Linked DNA regions of Homo sapiens: region 2 is linked to region 1. The links are chromatin loops, found by intact Hi-C in ENCODE. Cell type or tissue: dorsolateral prefrontal cortex. All regions are shown on one strand. Each heading gives the region's core, and the rest is flanking DNA. Links, peaks and the distances in the headings are about the cores only.

The links. A loop is a pair of places that touch in the nucleus more often than their neighbours do. Peaks named below come from ENCODE experiments on the same cell type or tissue, not always from the same donor. Only the 100,000 strongest peaks of a DNase experiment are listed, where the experiment ranks them.
Region 2: a loop joins it to region 1, with 3.0 times the contacts of the local background. A loop is called at or near these places in 2 of 110 quality-filtered maps.

What each region holds. Positions count from the first base shown.
Region 1 is chr18:26,644,867-26,655,726 of GRCh38, forward strand. It overlaps a transcript of KCTD1 not described here. Among named protein-coding and RNA genes, the nearest start is that of PCAT18, 53 kb to the right of the region's middle. RefSeq lists an enhancer at 6,148-6,649. In dorsolateral prefrontal cortex, for the core only: CTCF peaks have their summits at 5,036 (motif pointing left), 5,241, 6,082 and 9,743; DNase peaks (open chromatin) are centred at 5,035 and 6,085; H3K4me3 peaks cover 2,392 bases; H3K27ac peaks cover 6,814 bases.
Region 2 is chr18:26,858,366-26,869,225 of GRCh38, forward strand. It overlaps AQP4 (aquaporin 4), which reads right to left and starts at 7,342. Exons shown (of 5, transcript NM_001650.7): 1 at 7,293-7,342; 2 at 3,817-4,231; 3 at 2,766-2,930; 4 at 2,407-2,487. The coding sequence starts at 7,324. AQP4-AS1 (AQP4 antisense RNA 1) reads left to right here and starts at 6,943. Exons shown (of 8, transcript NR_026908.1): 1 at 6,943-6,995. RefSeq lists an enhancer at 4,591-5,091. In dorsolateral prefrontal cortex, for the core only: no CTCF peak of the experiment used is centred there; DNase peaks (open chromatin) are centred at 4,916, 5,918 and 7,346; H3K4me3 peaks cover 5,473 bases; H3K27ac peaks cover 8,000 bases.

The sequences.
Region 1 (10,860 bases), core at 1,796-9,795:
CTCTGGTCAACAGAATGCCAGGAGTGGGAGATTGCTGAGCTGCAGAGATGCCAAGTGATGCAAACAGCCAACCTGTGTCCATGACAGTGGGTTGCCCACATGAAGCAGAAGTGAGGGGTACTGAAGTTTAGCCCATCAAGGCACTGCAAAATAGGGCAGCCTTCCCTAACGTGTATGTTCCAAGAATAGTAATTCTGAGAGTTAAATTGTACTGACAGAATAAAGGGCTCTGTGGTCAAATAACTTTAGAAAATCTAAGTTAGAAAATGGATTCCCCATATTGCAAGACTTCTATAAATCTTCAAAATACTTCAAAAGGCTTCAAAAGAGGGTATCATGTTTCCCAGGGTTATTTGACTGACTAATCCTTTTTTATTTTTTAGAGATAGGGTCTCACTATTGCCTGGAGTGAGACCCCATCTCAAAAAAATAAAGTGCAGTGGTGTGATCATAGCTCACAGCAGCCTCAAAGTTCTGGGCTCAAGTGATCGTCCTGCCTCAGCCTCCTGAGTAGCTAGGATTACAGGCACATAAATCCTTTTATGTTTCTCTTTGAGACAGGGTCTCGCTCTGTCACCTAGGCTGGAGTGCAGTGCTGCAAACATAACTCACTGCAGCCTCAACCTCTTGGGCTCAAGCAATCCTCCTCCCTCAGCCTCCAGAGTAGCTGGGATTACAAGCATGCACCCCATGCCTGGTTATTATTATTATTGTAGAGATGAGGTCTTAATATGGTGCCCAGACTGGTCTCAAACTCCTGACCTTAAGCAATCCTCCCACCTTGGCCTCCTAAAGTGCTAGGTTTACAGGCATGAGCTGCCGTGCCCACCTGTGTGAATCCTTTTTTATTTCCCTCCAGGAGCATCTCTAGGGTCGACTTTACCCCTAAAACAGAGGTTCTCAAAGTGCGGTCCCTCGGACAGCAGCATCAGCATCCATTGGGAACCTGCTAGAAATGCAAATTCTCAGGCCTCACCCTAGACCTATCTAATTGAAAACTCTGGGAATGGAGCCAGAAATCTGTGTTTTAACAAGCTCTGCAGACAATTCTGTTGTATACTAAAGTTTAAGAATGACTGAGCTAGAAAATACTTTGGGAAGGCTGATTCATATTCATATGTGGAAAAGACTATTTGGTAAGGGGTTGGATAAGTCTTTCATATTAATGCTGAAGTCATATAGTAAGACTGCAGAAGTTGAAATGGAGAAGAAAAATATGAGTCCAATAGTAATATGCAAATTAAGATTGCAATATTTAACACTAGCCTAATTAATACATCAAGTCAATATATTAACAAAAATGATATTGGATTGACTATTCCTTTGGATTTTTCATGCTGTTACGTCCCTCTGTTAGCATGGATCAAGAGCTGACTCCTTTCCAATATACTTTGTCAAGTTGTTAGGGGGAGCAGGAGGGAGAAAGAAAGAGAAACGGATTTGAAATGTGTTTCCTTTCTTTTCTTTTTCTCCATCCTTTGACGGAGGCACCAAAAAAGTAATTATGAGGCCAAAAAGTAGACAACAGTAAAAAGCAAAGAGAGAAGATAGAGCGTATATAAACTATATCATCAGCTCTTGAATAACCAAACTTATCAGAAGATATAATTTTCAGGTGTTAAAAATGTATCTGTCATGCTCCTTAGCAGAATAATTTGGAGACGTTCTTACCAGACATTTATAGTTTGCAGAAGAGCTGTCAAAAATAACTCAGCTATATGAACACTTCAACTGTACAATGAAAAAAAAGTGTGACTCTAAAAGGAATCTGGGTGCATGTTTTCAAAAGTAAAATTTGAATCTCAGCCTAAAATCTAAAATGCATTTTGACTCAGAATTTTTTTAAGAGGGAAAAAGAAAGAAGACCCCTTGAACAATTATGCATAACTAAAATATTGAGCTTTTTAAATGATTTGAACTTCAGCTAGAAACATTCTGTTTCTAATGCATTTTGACATAAAGACATCAGAAGTGAAAGAATAGCATGTGCAAAGATTTGCATGAACACAAAGGTTTAATGGGAAGAAAAAAAAATAAGAAATGCCCCTGATTTCTTAAGGTGGAAGTGTGCAGAATTTCCTTTGTCTTTCACTCACTCAACCCTGGCTCACCTTGCAGCAATATACATGATTGGTCAGGTCTCTGTGACTCCACTGGTCTTGAACTCCTGTGGCTATTTCTACTAAGTGGGGATGAGCTAGACTGGAGCAGGTCTAGATAAAGATCTGTTTTTCCTATAGAAAACCACCTGCACTTCTTACAGAGCTAGTGTGACTTATACAACCTTTGAATGACTCACTTTTCAGATACTTTGGATCTTTGAAATATAATATTCTCAGCCACTAAAAAAGACTGAATTCAGCTAGGCACGGTGGCTCACGCCTGTAACCCCAGCACTTTGGGAGGCTGAGGCGGGTGGATCACGAGGTCAGGAGTTCAAGGCCAGCCTGGCCAAGATAGTGAAACCCCCCCCCCATCTCTACTAAAAATACAAAAATTAGCTGGGTGCGGTGGCAGGTGCCTGTAATCCCAGCTACTCAGGAGGCTGGGGCAGGAGAATCACTTGAACCTTGAACCCAGGCAGCGGAGGTTGCGGTGAGCCGAGATCATGCCGCTACACTCCAGTCTGGGAAACAGAGTGAGACTCCATCTCAAAAAAAAAAAAAAAAAAAAAAAAAAAAAAAAAAAGGGCTGAATTCTGAAATTTTGGCCTCATTTTGAGAGTTGTCTCTTCTACCAAACTTCATTTGTGCAGACTGCATTAAGTAGGGTCCAAAGTCCTTAGACTCCAGATCCTAAAACCTGCCTTCCATCCCAGACTTGGAATGGCATTTCTGATAAGGGAGAGACCAATGTAGTTCATACTGCAGGTGAATTTCTTTGACCATTGTGAGTTCCTGGAACTCACGGACAAAGGAGCTGGCCCTCATAGGTGATAGCCGTTTAACAAATCACCTAGATCTTTTTTTTTGTTTTGTTTTGTTTTTGGAGACAGAGTCTCATTGCTCTGTTGCACAGGCTGGAGTGCAGTGGCATAATCTCGGCTCACTGCAACCTCTGCCTCCCAGGTTCAAGTGATTCTCCCGCCTCAGTCTCCCAAGTAGTGGCTGGGATTACAGGCGTGCACCACCATGCCTGTATAATTTTTTTTGTATTTTTAGTAGAGACGGGGTTTCACCATGTTGGCCAGGCTGGTCTCAAACTCCTAACCTCAAGGGATCCACCCACCTCGGCCTCCCAAAGTGATGGGATTACAAGTGTGAGCCACTGTGCCAGGCTTTAAATCACCTAGATCTTCTTACCTCTTCATCAAATGATGATGGTGACTCTTAGGAGGAGAAAGCAGCGCTATAAATGGGAGTGGGACCAAACCAAATCTCTGCAGGCCATTCACCATTTCTGGAAATGGCTGTGAGGCTATAAATATCCAAGGGCTCCTGATGAAAATTTTAAAGAGCAAGACAATTTAAAAAATGTTTACATACCTTGTCATGTACAATGGGAGCATAAGCCCCATATACTCTCACTGCGGATTTCTCTTATCGCTAAGTCAGTTACAGAGGGACCCACCCTGTAGCATTTAAATAGATTGCAGTCCTCATTAATTTGTTTACCTGTATCCAAGAGTAAATTGGAGCAGAAGTATTTACACCTCTTTGGAATTACTTTATTGTGTTTCCTACTGAGTGGGCACAGAGTAAATATTTTTTCCTCATTTGTTAAGATGAGGAAGGTAATCATTCCCACCTTTATAGTGAACGTGAAAATATGAGAGGAGTTAAAATATGTAACGTTCCTAGCATATGGAAGGTGCTTAATAATTATTAGTATTAGTAATTACTAATCAGTATTAGAGGCAGCCGCACCTGGAGACTAAGAGCAAAGACTGGAAGCTTGAATGCACAGATCAACTCCTGGCTCAGCCACTCACCATATGTGAACCTGGGCAAGTTACTTTATCTCTCCGCACTTCCATCTCCTCATCTAAAACATGGGGATGCCAGTAATATCACCCTCTTAGGTGATGGATGAGGATTACACAAGTAATATCTTGCAAAGCCCTTGAAAAACAGTCTGGCACTTAGAGGCATTGTATTGGTGTTACATATTCAGTACTTACAACAACCCTCTGAGGTGGTTTTCCTCACCCACATTGTATAGATAATGAAACCAAAGCTTTGGGGTCACACAATTAACAGTGGGTCTCTATTTCTAAGCAACCAGAAGAACCAAGTCATTTCACGACCCCACATGAGAGGACTTCACATGGGTCTTCAGCAGCATAGACACTGTTCCATTCCCTGGCAGCACGTGACTGCCTAAGACTGGGTTATTATCTTTACTAGTATTCCTGATCACTTTTGGCATCAAGTGCTCTCAACCCAGAGCATGGTAGACGCTGGAGGTTAACAGCACTTTCTTCTGTTGATTTGATTAAATAAACAGGAAAGCAGGCCTCTTATGGTCCATATCTCTGGGAAACTGGCAGTAAGTGGATTGCACCAGATAACAAGGTCTGCTTTCTTTCTCCTCCCTGCCCCACAGCCCAGGAAGAAACAGACGGCTCGGAGGTGCTGATCCTTCCAGCTGTCCCCGTTGAGCCTCGGTTGTTTCGGTGAAGGAGCAAAGACAGCTTTTTTGTTTTTTTGTGTGTTTTTTTGAGACAGAGTCTTGCTCTGTCGCCCAGGCTGGAGTACAGTGGCGCAATCTCAGCTCACTGCAACCTCCGCCTCCTGGGTTCAAGCGATTCTTCTGCCCCAGCCTCCCGAGTAGCTGGGACTACAGGCACGCGCCACCACGCCCGGCTAATTTTTTTGTATTTTCGTAGAGATGGGGTTTCACCATGTTGGCCAGGATGGTCTCGATATCCTGACCTCGTGATCCACCTGCCTCGGCCTCCCAAAGTGCTGGGAAAAGGCAGCTTTTTAAAGCTGGCTGGGCTTTCCTTTTCCAGGAGAGAGAGGCAATGGTGAGAAACTAACAGCAAGACCAGAGGCGATTCCAAGTTTACTTGCCAATGTGTGTCACTGCCATCTGCTGGATGGAATGGGTATCAGACCGGGTCCCGTGTTTCTTCTCAGTGTTAATACGCAAATTCAGTGACTCCCATTGTGGGGGTTCAGAACCTAGTGGTGCATTTGCATCATTTCATAGCGTAAGTGTCTGCAGATTTTGGAAATCCCATGACAACTGTGCACAGGACGACCTCCACATGAGTAATCAAAAGGCAAAACAGGACCATCTTTGAGGCAACGTCCTACTTAGCATCAATGCTTCCCCAGATCAAATTTGATCTGTTCCCAAATGATTGATCTAATTGGTTAGAAAAAGCCCATAACCAGCAGGTGAGGGTATCTGGCAGAACTTGGGTCCTCTTGTCAATGGCAAAAAGTACTTACAGGGAAGTGAAATCAACATCTGGCTTTATTCTTGCGTCCCCTGAAATTATGTGTTCATGTATCCAACAGTTATTTATTGAGCACTTATCCTGTGTGCCAGGCACTGTATTAAGGAACTGAGAAAGCAAAGGTGAATAAACACAGTCCCTGCTCTTAACAATATATGGATATTTTCTGAGTGCTTATTTTGTGCTAGGCATATACATCCTGTTACATCTCATTTTATTCTCTGAACAACTCTAGGACTATTATTATCTCCTTTACAATGATCTCATATTATTACCTCATTTGTAGTTCAGAAAACTGAAGCTTAGAGAGATTCAGTAATTTAACCAAGAAAATACAGCACAGACAGAGATGGAGTGGGATTTGCATATGGGGTGGTGGGAATGGATGGGTAGGATAGAGAAGGATCAGTACCATGGACCAATGTAGCTTTTTCTCCCCCTCACATAGAAAGTCTGGGTCTTTTGTTTTACACACATTTTCTGTTCCATTGGCTACAAATTTCCAGCAAAGTGAAAGTGCTACAAAAACAAGTCAGTGATGATAGCAGTAGATGCTTTGGAAAGATTTATCAGGAAGAATATCCCTTCCTCTAGCCAGCATTTGAAATCTATCTCGTTAACATTCTCTTCAGTTCATAACTCTTCTTCTTAATAGCAGCGTTGGTGTCGGCAGCAAGGGCTGAATTGTTGTCAGTTCCCATTGGATAGAAAACAAATCCCTATTTTGGTCAGCATGACAGAGTACTTGTGAGCAAACGATTTGCTCAGCAAGAGATAGAGACCAATTCACATGTTCTGATCACAACAATCTCTCACAACAATCTCACACTGTTTTTGTTTTTTTTCTTTCTCTCTTGGCATAACAGCAGGGTGCTGGTGTGGCAGGGAGATACAGAGGTGGGGGCGAAGAGAGAACAGGAGGAATGGAAGCCGGTGGCAGAACAAGCAAGCCCTTTGCCAAGTGCCCTTGAAAAGGGCTTAAATAGTATGTCCTGGACAGAAAGGACTATGGGTGTAGATGAGAAAGCAGAACGGCTAATGGGGGCTAATGGCAGGGTTTTGTAGTCAGCCAGCTGAGTTAGAATCCCTGCTCTGCCACTAGCCTAGTCTTTGACTTCAGGAAACGGATATAACCTTTCTAATCCTCCAGGCAAGAGGAGGTACAGCTAGGGTTAGGGTAGGGGGAACACTGATGGAAGAGTCTGAGATCTATTTAGAAGGTAAAGTTGGCCGAGTGTGGTGGCTCACACCTGTAATCCCAGCACTTTGGGAGGCCGAGGTGGGCGGATCACTTGAGGTCAGGAGTTCGAGACCAGCTTGGCCAAAATGGTGAAACCCCACCTCTACTAAGAATAGAAAAATTAGCCGATCATGGTGGCGGGCACCTGTAGTCCCAGCTACTCAGGAGGCTGAGACAGGAGAATCGCTTGAGCCTAGGAGGGGGAGGTTGCAGTGAGCCGAGATCGAGCCACTGTACTCCAGCCTGGGTGACAGAGCAAAACTCGGTCTCAAAAAAAAAAAAAAAAAAGAAGAAGAAGAAGAAGAAGAAGGTAAAGTGTACAGAGTCTAATAAAGGGTTGGCCATAGGTGAACAAGAGAGAAGTGTCAAGTGGACACCGAGGTTTCGGGCATGTTACCTAGGGTGGGTGCAGAACAAGATGGGTGCAGAATACTACTTGCCTCACAGTCTTGTTTGGAGGGCTCAGGGAGATAGGTATTCCAGACGGCCTCTGCTACTTGTTCCCTAAATCTTAGCCATGGATGTTACCAGTGCCTGGGGTTTCAGAGGCAGCTGAGATAAGGTGAGACTGATATGGACCGAGGGACTGAGACAGCAGGGGCCAGACTTGGGGTGGCTCCTCCAGAGAAAGTGCCCTTTGGGGTTGATTGATACTACTTATATGCACTTCAGTTGGACATACTCTTATTTTTCCTCTTAACAATCCTGTAAGGCAGGTTAGAGAGATGACATCGTTCCCATTTTTATAGAGAAAAAGGAATAGGCCAAAATGATGGTTGTTTTTCCAACTGGAATTTGCCCTCAGGGCCATCCACATGAGAACCACCAAGAAAAGTAGCTTATGGAATTGCATTTGTACATCAAACCCCTATGGAGAGAGTGATATTCAAAGTGTCTTCAGTTGAGTGATTTGCATAATTGTGTCAGTTATTTGTATGTAAACGGACTTTTAAAAAGCATCCAACCATTCATTTCATAATCATCTGACATGTTTATAATATTTTAATACAATTAATTTGCACTATAAGGCACAGGTTTGTTTCAGAAGGCTCAACATAGGCCTACTTCAATGATGAATTCCAACTTAGTCAGACTTGGATAAATGGAACCACATGGTACACTTCATAAAGGAAAAGCATTTTGGATAACAGGATAAAAAGAGCCGGCCGATGAGTGCCTGATACACTGTAGGCACTCCAGACCCAATTGTTGAACAAATGGAGGGAGGGATTAAAGAATGACTAGATGCTTTGGTTTCCTTTGTGAATGCTGTTACACCGGATGTGAATGAGGCTTCTCACTGCTACTTAATCTGGCTATTAGAAATGACGTGAAAGATACAAAATCCACCCAGGCTTCAGAATTCCCGCGTCTATTCAATTAACATGCCCGAAACTTAGGTGTCCACTTGACACTTCTCTCTTCTTGTTCACCTATGGCCAACCCTTTATTAGGTTCTGTAAACTTTCCCCTCTACATAGATCTCAAACCCTTCCATCAGTATTTCCCCTACCCTAACCCCAGCTATATCTTCTCTTGCCTGGATGACTATAATAGCCTTCCAAGGGCTATGCTTCATCCATCTGGGTCCCTCTGACCACTTCCCAGAGTGCCAGCAGAGTTATTCTTTCCAAACACCAATCTGATTACTGCTGCCCCTCTCCCAATCCTCCCCATCACTTACTCTTGGGTGAAGACCAGGTGCCTGTCCCTGCAGTCTGCATCACTGCTTCCTCCGTCTCTTACTCCAGCCAGTTAAGCCCTGAGTTCCTCCCCCTTTGCTAAGCCTCTCCTGGCTTGGTAAAATACTGTTCCTTCTTTTTTCTCCCTGGAACTTCGTCTCTGTTCTGTCTCTCTTGCCCAGGCCCCTTCATCCTTTAGATCTCAGTGTGTGGCACTTCTGACCCTGGTCCAGGCCATTTTGGCCCTCTTTAAGTTAATGCTACCAGAACCCCATATTCCTCTTCCTTCAAAGCACTCATCTCTGTCAGTTGTTCAGTTATTCGATGAATGTCTGCCTCTCTGTCTGGACTATAAGCTCCATGAGATTGGAGGCTCTGAATGCTTTTTCTCACCATTGTGTCTCCAGCATTTAACACAGTAGTTCCTATACAGCAAGCACAAATATTTGTTCAATGAATGAATGAATGGACCTAATGAACACAGGCTTATTATGCTTAAAGGATAATCTGTTTTGTTTTCTTCAGTTATCTCAAACCAAACTCATCAACAAGCAAAACATTATTTACATCTAGCATGTTTTTATGAATGAAAAGCCAGAGCGAGTTGTGTCTCACTTCTGCATGAGTAAGCTATTAAAATAAGCATACATGCTTGCATCCAAAAATTTCACTTTTATTCCCAAGATAGTTCGTCCTAAAGATGGAGCAAATAAATGCTCTGTTTGCTTGGGAAATTATAAACTGCAGTCCAAAAGAAGGTTCAGAAATGCAGTTTAATAAACACTAAATAAAAACGTTGGTGAAGTAATGGTTCACAAACATCATTTGAATGACTCAAATGCAATGCAAATGGGAAAAGACCTTAGCTAAAAACATCACATCAGAAGTAGAAAACTATCACTCTGATTCAGAAACATTAAGACAAGAAAGCATTTGTGCAAGCAATTGTTATTGCTAAATGCAGAGCTAAATGGAAGTTTAAGAAAGTTCTCTGATAAAATACATCTGTCACTAATTACTCTTACATTTAAAAACCTAAATTGCTTTGGATAAATAATTTGATGCCAAAAGGTCCATAATGCATTATTCAACGCAAATCGAATAATACGCTTTCATCATCATCTAGTTGAAGTCTTACTGAAGTTACTTTCCTAATACTTAAGTGGCATAATTTGTACAATGATTACTGAAGGCTTCCCCCAAAATAAATATCTCACATCAGAGTAAGTTGAATGGTCGGTAAATCACATTACTTAAGTAAATATGAAACAAGCTATTACTGTGCACCCCTACTATGCAAGCCCTGGCAAAGAATTACAAACACAAAAATCTTACAGCTAGAAGAGAGACATCTAGTGTGTGTTGGAGAACTTTATATATTGTGCTTCAGGCATAATTAATACAGCAAAATCACTGCAGTCGTTTTGCATACTGTGGTGGGAGATTTTTGACAAATATCTTTCACCCTCAATTCATTTCAAAATTTCTTCCCGGCTGTGTGACATTTTTGCCTAATTAGATACCTTCTTCTTAACATAAGCCTAACCCAATGAAGTTTTCTCCGTGATGCAAAGTTTTAAAGTTTCATGGTCACCTTTGCAACCTAATTAGTAAACATTTAACCTACTGTCATCATAACCACTGCTCACAATTCTTTCCATTCAGGCAGCAGCAGGACTCCCGAGTCAAACTGTTGCAGTCAGTGTTTTAGTTTCCTGAATATCAGCCCCTCGTAGTAAGCCAAATGCCACACAAATACAAACACGAGGAATAAATCGGCACACTGCCCATTATCCAGGAGACAAACGGATCCACTGCTATTTTAAATTCACCAAGTAGGCTATTAGTTGCCACAGATTCCCATATATGTAGGTGAATTCCTTGATGCAGAATCAGGTTTAATGAATCATTCTACAGCATCAGCCTCAGCCTTTTAAAATCCTTTATTTTCTCCTTTTCCACATTAAAAACACATTTGAGATATACACAGAAAATGTTTCTCTAAAAAAACGCACACATACACACAAAACAGGAGGTCTCTTAAGGAGTCTACTGCTGAGAAGGTAAAAGCATTTTGCTCATTTTTAATTTGCTAAAACAATCCAAGCATGCTTGGTACCCAGAGGGTATTCTCAAATAAACTTGTATCTCTAGCTGCCAGCTTAGTTGATTGAAAACAGAAGGCAAACGTTTCTTAAAGAATATGTTAAACTGTTATGTCTCCCAGTACCACTCAGGATACACACACACACACACAGACACACACACGCACACATACCGCATAGTCAAGGATTTGCTTGAAAGCAGCCAGTTCTATTATCTAAAAGGTAATACATTTGTACCAAATTACTCCTGCCTACTGCGGTGCACCTTTTAGCGAAGAAGCCAGTGCCACTGGGATCCTGGACAGTTCTGGTGTGCCATTCTCCACGTACAAAGCCAACGGCCCCATTTGCGACTTTGCTAACTTAGTTGGCTTCCGCCCAGCCGAACCCCGAAGCACAGTCACTGAAAACGTTTTGATACCAGAA
Region 2 (10,860 bases), core at 1,071-9,070, 210 kb after region 1:
CACTCATTTGAAAAAAAACATGATGGATGCTTTTTGTTTAAAACACCCTCTGCAAATTAATCTCAGTTTGCATCCTCATTGTAAGATTTAAATAAAATTCAAAATTTAAGCTGAGGCTGAAGACATAACATTTACGGGGAAACTGTTGCTAGTGTGGCTGGAAGAATCAAGTTCCTCTCTTGAACATGAAAAAACCCATATGAGCCTTTATCTTCTCTATGCCCTTTTAAAGGAGAAATGAGAGCCCTCCTCTAAATGTCTTTGCTCTTTGTTAGTAAGGTCTCATTAGACATGTACTATTCCACAGGCTACAAATCCCACAAGGGAGACTAGAACAGCAAAATAATTACTACCCTTTCCAAAACATCTGTGAATAAGATACCCAGCTGCATGTTCTCAAAAATAAACAAATCTCAGTGTCAAGTTGCTATTTCAAAATGAAGTCATATGTACTTTAAAGTAAAGAATCTTTATTGCTAAAAATCTAGAAAATGTGTAAAAGTATAAAGAAAACTAAAATAATATCATTACACTATACAAAAAACCCAATTAATATTTTAATGTTATTCCTAATCTTTCTACCTACAAATATACTTTAAATTAGTTCTAAATTTCATACAACCATTGCTATTTTTAGTAGAATTAAGATTGGTATAATATAACATGGGGCAACTTTTAGTTTAATCAACAAGCTAAGAATGTTCCTACTATTTAAATCTTAACTAGTTTACTGCAACTGACAAGTAATTAGTAAAATATATTTTTTCATCTACATTTTCAAGTGCTTATAAATTTAACTAAAAGTTGTTAATGACAAAATAGTTTCAATTTAATATGTTGAACTGAAAGTTGTATTTTCATTGTAAGATCAGGGCTGGGCACTGTGGCTCACGCCTGTAATCCCAGCACTTTGGGAGGCTGAGGCAGGTGGATCACCTAAGGTCAGGAGTTCGAGACTAGCCTGGCCAACATGGTGAAACCCTGTCTCTATGAAAAAATACAAAAATTAGCTGAGTGTGGTGGCATGCACCTGTAATCCCAGCTACTCGGGAGGCTGAGGTTGGAGAATCTCTTCAACCCAGGAGAAGGAGGTTGCAGCAAGCCGAGATCATGCCACTGCACTCCAGCCTGGGCAACAGAGCAAGACTCCATCTCAAAAAGAAGAAAACAAAATCATATACTACTCACTAAAAATTTCCATTTCTGTTAATGTGGTAACAGTTTTTGAGACATAAATGGAGGTATCAGTGACAAAATGACTAATCTCATGGATGGCATTTTTGGCTAAGTCTTGGTTTGAACGCTGACTCTTATTCTGTTATTTAATGCTGTAGATTACTTTTAAAGATTTGGTATACTTTTCTTAGAAGTGAATGCACATAGCAGCGGTGCATTTTCTTGTCATTTGCAGTGTACACCATAGATGAATGGCTGTGACTAGGTTGGTAATCACTGTCTGAATAAACACAAGGGGCATATTCTGTTATATTCATGAATTTTTTAAAGTTGTAAGTGACATTTGCAATATATAAATTATAATAAAAGCTAGCGCTCTTTGAAGCTGGCTTACAGGTCTCATATTTTTATTGGCTATTGTAAGTTAGCATGTTGGTGGCCTTCACAACTGCTGCATTACTTATTTAATTTTAAAGGATTTAAATTCCTTTGCTGTGAGAAACAACTGAAACAAAATTAATTATAATATTTTAAAATGGACACTGCTATTCTCTGGAAGCACTGCCACTACATTAATAAATATTTATTTATAATAGTTTAGGTTTGAGACTGAAAAGTGAGCCTTTTCTGTGAGTCATTTATTTTTCCGGTAACAGTTATGGTGATAATAACATAAACCTTTGCACTATTTATTCGACACCATCTGCAGTTCAAATACTTGCAACTTACATACTATTAATTGAGTTCATGCATTTGTAAACAAAAAAAGGGTAAATATCTTTGCTATGGGCAGCGCTTTTAAGTATTTCATTCTTTCTCTTTTTTTTGCAATTTTTTTCCATTATAGCTGGGAAGACTTTACTTTCAATTATTTAAACACCATATTCACTACACCATGCTGACTTTAACTTGTTCCACATAGGCAACCTCTATATACAGTGTATTCTGCTGCAATCTGTTAGATACAGTGTCTAAAATAGTGCTTCAAAAAAGGAAAAGACTATTATTGGAGGCCTAGAACCTTCAGTTAGAGATGTTTTACATCTCTTATCTTTTTACAGCAGATCTGTGCTATTCTTTCCCTAGTCTTTATGAAAGATGTAATAAAGTGAGGGTCAAGGTTGGAGAAATGCAAGAGAAAGTAGTAGGCAAAATAATGAAAAATAAAAGAGCCCCACAGGTAATTGTCCTCAACTGTAGGAAGATGGGAACTATCAATATGAGGGTTACCCAATGGTTTTCCCAATTTCCCATGATAACTGCAGGTCCAAAGGATCGGGCGGGATTCATGCTGGCACCAGTATAATTGATCTATAGGAAACAAGAAAACAACTTCAGACATTGCTGAAACAGGGCTACTAGCAAGTATCATTCATTGCAATTTGCTGTCATTTGTCACTTAGAGGAACCTCAAGATATTAGCAGCTATATCAACATTCTCATTGAGCAGTTGGAAAAATTATAACCTAAAATGGACAGTCATGGCTGGATACTAAAGAGCTACTGCTGTAAAACACAACATCTTCAGGCCAGCTAGAGTGAGGATAAATGAGGTGGGATTGATTATTTAAATGGACTTGGAAACTTACTGCAAATAAATGTCCAATTGCAACAGAAAATCCAATTGCTAAAGCTATTGAGCCAGTGACATCAGTCCGTTTGGAATCACAGCTGGCAAAGATAGTAAACACCAATTGAAATGTGATTATCAACTCAACCAGGAGACCATGACCAGCGGTAAGATTTCCATGAACCTAGAGAAAGAAAAATATTCCATCAGAATTGAAGCAAGAGTATTTTCGATGACAATGTATTAATATCATTGTGAAAGGCACATTTTATCTGTGTAAAAAGTAAAGGTAAGTCTTCTACCCCACCTTCAACTGAGAATTTCCTTCTCTCACCCCCCAAAAAGAAGGAATAAATTTATATTCATTTTGGGTCATCACAGATGACTGTGATTACTCTTACAACGACCAAACAGGAGTTTGTGCTGAATGTCCTTTTCTACAAAGGAAGCAAAATGTGCCACTGCAGCACTTAACTCGTAAAAGAATTTCTTGAGAGCCTTGTGATTTTATAAGGCAATGATTAAATCCATTAATTAGGTTTAAATTAATTAATATATATTTCAATTAAAATTTAAGCCATGTGTGTTTTTTTTTAATCAGCCCTGGTGCTGAGTTAACAATTGATACTCCTAATCAGCTAAGAACAAAACTAGGATCGGATGTCTATTTTTTTAAGCATAACCCTTTATGTAGATCATTGTACATCTTATGAACATGACAAGAAAATAGTTTTTTTCTGCTAGTGAACAAATAACTGTAAGGAAAATGCATTAAGCTAAATATAAAGTCAATATAGTAATTGGAATGGGAGAAGGGGAGGAAAAAACCAACACAATTTTCGGGCCACCTAGATTTTGTTATTTTTAAGGCACTCAAGAGCAAACAATGATTTCTTACAGATATACCTAAATACTGCCAGAATCAGTTTTCACACTATTAAGAATCATCAAAAATTCCCTAGGAGTAAATTAGCTATTTTAGGGATGTGCCTCATGCCACCAAGGCATTATTTAGCAAAGAGTTTGCAAGAAGCTTGGAGTCCTAGTTTGAAAATAGCTAAAGATGCTACCATGGTGACTCCCAGGCCTCCCACCACACTGGGAGGTGTGACCAGATAGAGGATTCCTGCTCCAATGATGGCCCCCAGGCACTGGGCTGCGATGTAGAAGACAGACTTGGCGATGCTGATCTTCCTGGTGCACACCATGGCCACAGTCACTGCAGGGTTGATGTGGCCACCGCTGATATGGCCAAAGCACTGCACCATGGTTGCAATGCTGAGTCCAAAGCAAAGGGAGATGAGAACCATGTCGACCGGTAAAGGCTTTTCTGTTCCACCCCAGTTGATGGTGGATCCCAGGCTGAGGAGAACAAAAATAAGCATGGCCAGAAATTCCGCTGTGACTGCTTTCCAGAAAGCTTGAGTCCAGACCCCTTTGAAAGCCACCATGATGTTCTCTCTGGTACACAAAGGTCCACACTTACTGAAAAGAGAAACAAATCAGCATCAGAAGCCACTACACCCAGGTTTATGAATTTAGGTGAAGGGAACAAGGCCTGCCATCTTCGGGTACTGTGGGCAGGGGCTGCCAGGCGTGATTTGCACACCAAGAAAGAATGCTTCTGCTAAAGCTCCTTCATGAATAGTCAAGAGACTGTTATTCTAGTCTCCTTTCATTTAATATTCAAAGATCATCCAGTTTCACGGAAAATTATCCAAACTGTCCCTAGAAAGGAAAAATGTCTAAATCAAATTCCTTAAAATATTAAGAATAAAATATATTTACCTTGTACTTAATTCCCTTAGAGCAAGTTTTTAAGTTTCGAGTACATTTTATATGCTACTTACATTTCGAACATAAAGCATTAAAACAAGGTGTGCGTGGGGGGGGGGGGTCGTCTTTTCTAGCTTTGCATTTGATTGCTTTGAAATGGCATTCTGAAAATCTCCCCCTCCCCCCAGACTCTGGATTAGGGGGAAGCCTTCTAGGAAACCAGGGTGCTGAAGGCTGTCTTTTGAGAAAGTGAACTCATTGAGGGGAGAGGAGCTTCTGGTGACTAGCAAGGGCGATGGGAACAGGCAGGGCCTCAGCTGGGACAGCGACACTCCCTCCCTCTCCTTTGCGCCAGGAACGAGCAGGCTGCCAGCGGGAGGAGTCCGGGAGCTGAGCCTGCCCAAGGGACACGCGCACCGCCCAGATCTGGGAGCGCGGCACGGGGACGTGTAAACCTCCGTCCCCAGGGAGCCTGGAGCACCTCTCAGAGGGCGGAGCAGCGGCCATTCCCGGCCCGTGGCAGGCTCCCGGGCGGCGGCCAGGTGCACACGCAGAAGCGGCCCCGCGAGCTCGCCCGCCTGCCCGCCGGCCCGGTGCATCCTGGCCGCTGGAGGTGGGGAGAGATGGGAGTGGGGGATGCTTTTAGGGGAGGAAGGACAGCCTCTCCTCGTGCCCGACCCTCTCTCACCCCTTGACCCTGACCGTACAATGCAGATAAACCTGCCAAAGGGAGCCTGGAGGCTGGGGTGTGCCAGCAATGCCCCGGTACCTTTCCTGCCTTCATGGTGCAGAGCTCGGGAAGTCAGGAAAAGCGGGTGTGGTTAGGGAAACTGTGGGCCCCTGAGCAGAAGGCTCTATGGAAAACGGCTTTTCTCTACGGTCTTTTTGATGGCTTTCTGTTACATGGGCCTATAGGACAGTGTGTCTCACCTTGTGGAGCTTCTCTGGGGAGGGTGGTGGGCAGGGAGTCTGGGAGAGGGAGGACGCCTTCTCCTCCCGTCTATATCCCTCTTGCTGTCATTAGATCTTTGGAGCAGAGAAGGGGTGGTTTGACGATATTGATGCCAACTGCTCATTCTGGCAGGAAATGGCTAGGATTCCCCTTTTGGGGGGGGGGGGCAATTACCCCAGTTACCCTATCATCTAAGACTTTTGCCCTTGTCCTTTGCCTGTGATAGTCATGAGAGCCAAGAAGTATGGAGAGTATTTACCAGAGAATCTAATTGCAGAGGACCACGTAAGGGGTTAGGCAAGAAAGCCAAGTACTTTAAGAGATTAGTATTATTGTGGCTTTCCCTTTGACAAATTGCGGGGCCCTCATTTCCCCATGTCACTGAATGTTCCCGGGAACCTGCTTTCTGCGTGGGTAGTGAGGAAATGCAGTGCCAAAAAGGGTGAGGGGAATTTCCAGCTCAGCCTAGCCCTTAGTTTGCTATGGGGCTTTGCTTTAGAGGTGGAGAGAGAAAAACCCTTTCTTGCCCAGGCCCGGGTGGCAGGATAAAGGAAGAGCTGGCTCCACAGGGGGGTGGCCAGCCACATCCCACGCATCCCCTGCCCCAGTGAAGCGAATCTCAGAAGTATGAAAAACCCCAGGTGGGATGACAACGACATCATACTCTCTAGAGGAAAAGAATGTAAAGAGACAAAAACGATGGTTGCAATGGGGCAGGGAGGGCACCCTGGAGGAGACACTAAAAATATTCCCAAAGACGGTAAACTCAGAAAAGTCACATATTGAAGAAGTTAGGAGAGTCACTTCTGAACTCACCGGCAGCCCAGGGCTGTAGCCGGGATGGCAAAGGGGGCAAAATGCGATCATAGGTGCTGTCGTTTGTGGTCAGGGTTAGGGGAGAAGGAGGAGGACAAAACAGTAGGCTAAGGAAGCTAGGTGGGCAGGAAACGTCCTTTTCAGCCCCGCAGGAGACACCAGAAGAGGTGGGACCCAGAAAAGGCCAGCCCCGCTGCTCACCCCCTTCACCTCTCACTTCTGCCATTTCCGGAGTTCTCTCCCTGCTTGGCCTGTCATGCACCTGTTTACCTCTCCAGAGGTAGTTGCTCTTTCAGCTTCAAATATTCATCAACCAGAGAAATTTAAAACAGTGCAAAACACCAACACAAAACATAAACATGCTCTTTAAGAATGTTTTTAGCTTTTTTTTTTTTTTAAATCCACAAAAATCTGATCTTCTTCCAAGGCAGATGGACCAGCCTCACTTGGCTGTGAACCGTGAAGTTTGCTGGCAGCATATACATATCTCTGGCCTTATGAGGGCTCACCCTAGCGTCACCCATAGCACCCTGCTTTTATTGTCAGTGTTCCCTTATATGTTCACAGTCACTGGAAATGATCAACACAATTAGATTTGCTTCTTTTGCCCCAGAACAAAGCGGGTTTGTTGATGTACTGAATCGGACACATTACTTTCTAGCTGAACACTCAGCTTCATCCACTCCAGGACAGCTGAGCGTCTGGGTGAGTAATTTTTCCGAAGAAATGTACTATAGCTAGATTCACCTCCATAGGGTAATTTTCCTGGGCTTTTGCAGATCTGAAACATATGGAGGATTTGGCTAAAAAGCATCCCTTTTCTTCTACCTTCTCTATGCCTCTCTTCTGAAAATGCCCAGTACTCAGATCTAAAAGAACCACCCACCTGCCCTATAGCTGCCTTCCAGATTCTGCCTAAGAAGGCACAAACATCTATAATAAAAGAGACAGTTTCATCTTTTGGCCCTAAGCGTTGTTCCCTTAAGGCAAAGAAGGACTTACCCCCACCGCCTTGCTGTGGGTCTGTCACTCATGCCTTCCCCAGCCAGAGTGCAGCTCTCATTGCCTGCCCCGCAGCTCCCTGTGTGCTGGGAGTCAGATTACGGCCACTTGTCTGATTGGGTTTTTGGAGTGTTAGGGGTGGAAAGATTCTGCACCATGTGGCAATCGCTAAGTTATATTTGAACTTGAAGTAGCTTTTCTGTACCTGATCACTGTAGACACAGGGCATTTCAGGAATGCAAAAACATTTACTTAATTTTTTTTTTTTTGAGACAGTAATTTTTGAAAATGAGGATTTCCTTAAATCTTTATTTGAATTCTTTCTACCATGAAGAATTGTTCAGAATTTGTCTTGTTTGGTTATATGTTGTAGTTGAAATTGGGCAATTATTAGAAAATGAATTTGTATAATCCAGCAGTTAACATGAATTTAGATAGAGACTTCAGTGCATTTAGTTTTTAGCCAATGAATTCTGTTTGAAGTTTTTGATCTGAGAAGAAGCATTATAAGAACAATATATAACTGCAGCTCCATTTATAGCACAGGCAGCACTGATTTGGACAATAAAAATAAGGAAACATAGGAAATACAGGAAAAAAGACTGCTCTAGGGTGCTCACCTGACTGTTACATTAATAATCTGGGGATAAGAAGTAGCAAACTTAAAAAATATCAAAGTTGGATGGGGACGAAATTATGGGGAACTGTAGGTAAATTTAACCTCTGGAAACTTAGGGACAGGACTGATTTTATAATTTACTGGTCCCAGTGCAAAATGAATGCAGGACACCTTGGTAAAACACTATTTAAATTTCAAGATTGCGACAGCAGAGCATAAATAAAGGCTGGGTGCTCCTAAAGGCAGGACCTTGTGCAGCTGCGCAGGCTGCATGCTTATGAAGACGTCCCTGCCGAAGGAGTTTGGTGAACTCTAGAAGGGTCTAACCATTAGCTACCTGCATCACCATCTCATTATTATTTTTTCTTTAAACAGATCTTAGGTGCATGGGATTGGAATAATCAGAATTCCTGATTTATGACACTCTGTCATCACTCGTGCATGTATGGCCCTCTTATTTTCTAATAGTTAATTATAATGGCTTTTAAATAATGTAATGAACATCTATGAACCCACCACTCAACCCAACATCTAGAACAATGATAATAACTCACATTACCTACGGATGCCTCCCTTTTCCCACTTTATATTTCAGATTGGATTATTTTTTTCCAGAATGAAGTATGACAAGAAAGAAATACATGAGAGAAGAAAGACTGTTATACTTTTAAATCCCAGTTACAGTTTTTTTGTTTTGTTTTCATTTGCGTACTTGAGACATGGGAATGGGTGAAGAGCTCTCATTAGAAAGAGGAATTCAAAATTTGAGTGTGACTTTCAGAGGAGCACTTTATTACTGTTTCAAGCATTCTCAGCTAACCAAGATTGAATTTAGATTCTTAAGAATATGGTTGCACACTTATTATTGTACATCAGTGGTTTCTACCTTTAATATGCTCCCTGAAAGTCAGAATAAATTCTGATGAGAGGGGCAGGGAGAATTTATATGAAGCCACAGAGAACACTTAAAACATTTCATATTGATTCTTAAAGCTGTTTACCATTTGGATTTTAGAATGAGATTTTTAAAAGGTGCAAAATGTTTGTTACAAATTGGAAAACTGTGAGTTTCTAGGCAGATGTGCTAAATGTCATTACTCTGACCCTAAGACATTTGAGTCAGAAGTATTTTGAGGGCTGTGAAGCTAAGGCACAATGTAGCCATGTTTAGGGGCTTCCTTGTGAATGAGTACGGTGGGCAGATCCTCAGGAATCTACAGAGTGGGGCTCTTTAGGGCTACCGGTCTGGTCGGTGGGTGGACATTTTCTAGGTCCACTCTTTACAGGTTGTCCTAGGCTTATTAGCATTCTCTGCACAGCCTCGGCAGTTGCAGTTACCATTTTACAAAGTGCCAGCAAAACTTGGTTACCACGGTTTCTCAGCCTCTTTCCCTGTTTTCTGGCTGGCTGATGCTTTCCAGGGCAGTTCCTAAGGGATGACTGTTCCCATCAAGGAAGGGGTCACCCTCATTGGCTCCAACCCCTACACTTATTAGTACTCTCAGCAGAGTAGCTTAAAATTGACCAGGGATTAACTCTTCACCTGCCAGAGGTAGTTTTTCTTATTAAGTATTGCTAATTAACCTTTTTGTACTTGAGCTGCTACTACTGATCTTCCTGTGATACTGTCAGCTCTATGCAATAATCAGCTACTTATCTGGCTTTTCTTTGGACTAGGGGCAGAAATTTCCCACACGATTGTCTGTGGCTTTGTATGCAGAATGCGATAATGAAGGAAAGCAGCTATAATGTGCTTGTAGTGGTGGTGGACCACCAGGAGGTGGGAAGCTCTGGTGAACATGAGTAATACCTTCTACATTGAAATGTTTTGATGTGGACCTGGATCCAAGTGAGAGTTGGAATCTAACTGCCCCCCACCCCCCACACCACTGGTATGTTTAAAAGGGCGCAATTCATTAAAAAATTGAATAACAATTTATTATATTTTCTTGACTTTCTCATTGTATAGTGTTACGAACTTTTGGGGGAGGATAGTTACATGGCATATTGATTTAAAATTGGTCTTTATGCCAGACCACCTTGTGAATCTTTAGTTCAATAGCCTTGCGAAGTTGTGGGTCAGTAACACATGAGGAACCAGAGAGAAGCGTAAGTGAAAATGACAAGTACTTAGCAAACACTAGCTAATTGACACGCTTTTTTTGTTGTTGTTTCTGAATTTTTAATCTACTATGCCATACTATTTTCCTTGGGTGCTGTTGTATATCTTTGGGATTTGTGGACTCCTTCTCCCATCCTTGCCCTCAGAACTTTTAATATTTCTTCATGTGTTCAGAGATTGAAAACTGAAACAAAAGCACTAAACATGCCAGCAATGCCTCAGTACCAGACGGGAAGTGTCTCCAGGCTGGTAGGGGCAGATTCAATCGCAACTCATAAATCTTACTTTGCTTTTCATGAATCTCAGCATCATGAATTCCCCCAGAGCACTTATATATCAGTATGTTCATTAAAAACAAACAAATAAACAGAACAACAACAGCAGCAGCAGCCGCAACCACAACCATCACGACGAAGGGCTTAATGGGGCTTTGTTCCTTTTTCAAGGAAGCTTTACCTTATGGTTATAATTCAGGATGGCTTCCAGAAATAGAGTTCACCACCGAAAGAGTGAAATAAAAATAATGATCAAATACAGCAAGGAATCAGAGTGTTTAACTTAGCTTCCTGCTCCTTAGTGAGGTAAATTGGAGAAAACCTATCTTTCCAATGGTTGTTGAACCTTTCACAAACACCATAAATCTCTCTCTGTGCCCCACGCCCCACAGATCCAGGTTTTTATGTTTGGTGTAGCAGGCACATTTTTCTTGATTCAGATCCAGGCGGACTGCTTTGGTGGGGTAGTTGTACTCTGCTGACATTTAAGGCAGGAATTCCCTGGGAAAATAATCAAGAGATTATTTTGGAGCTGCTGGAAAAGCTCCAAAG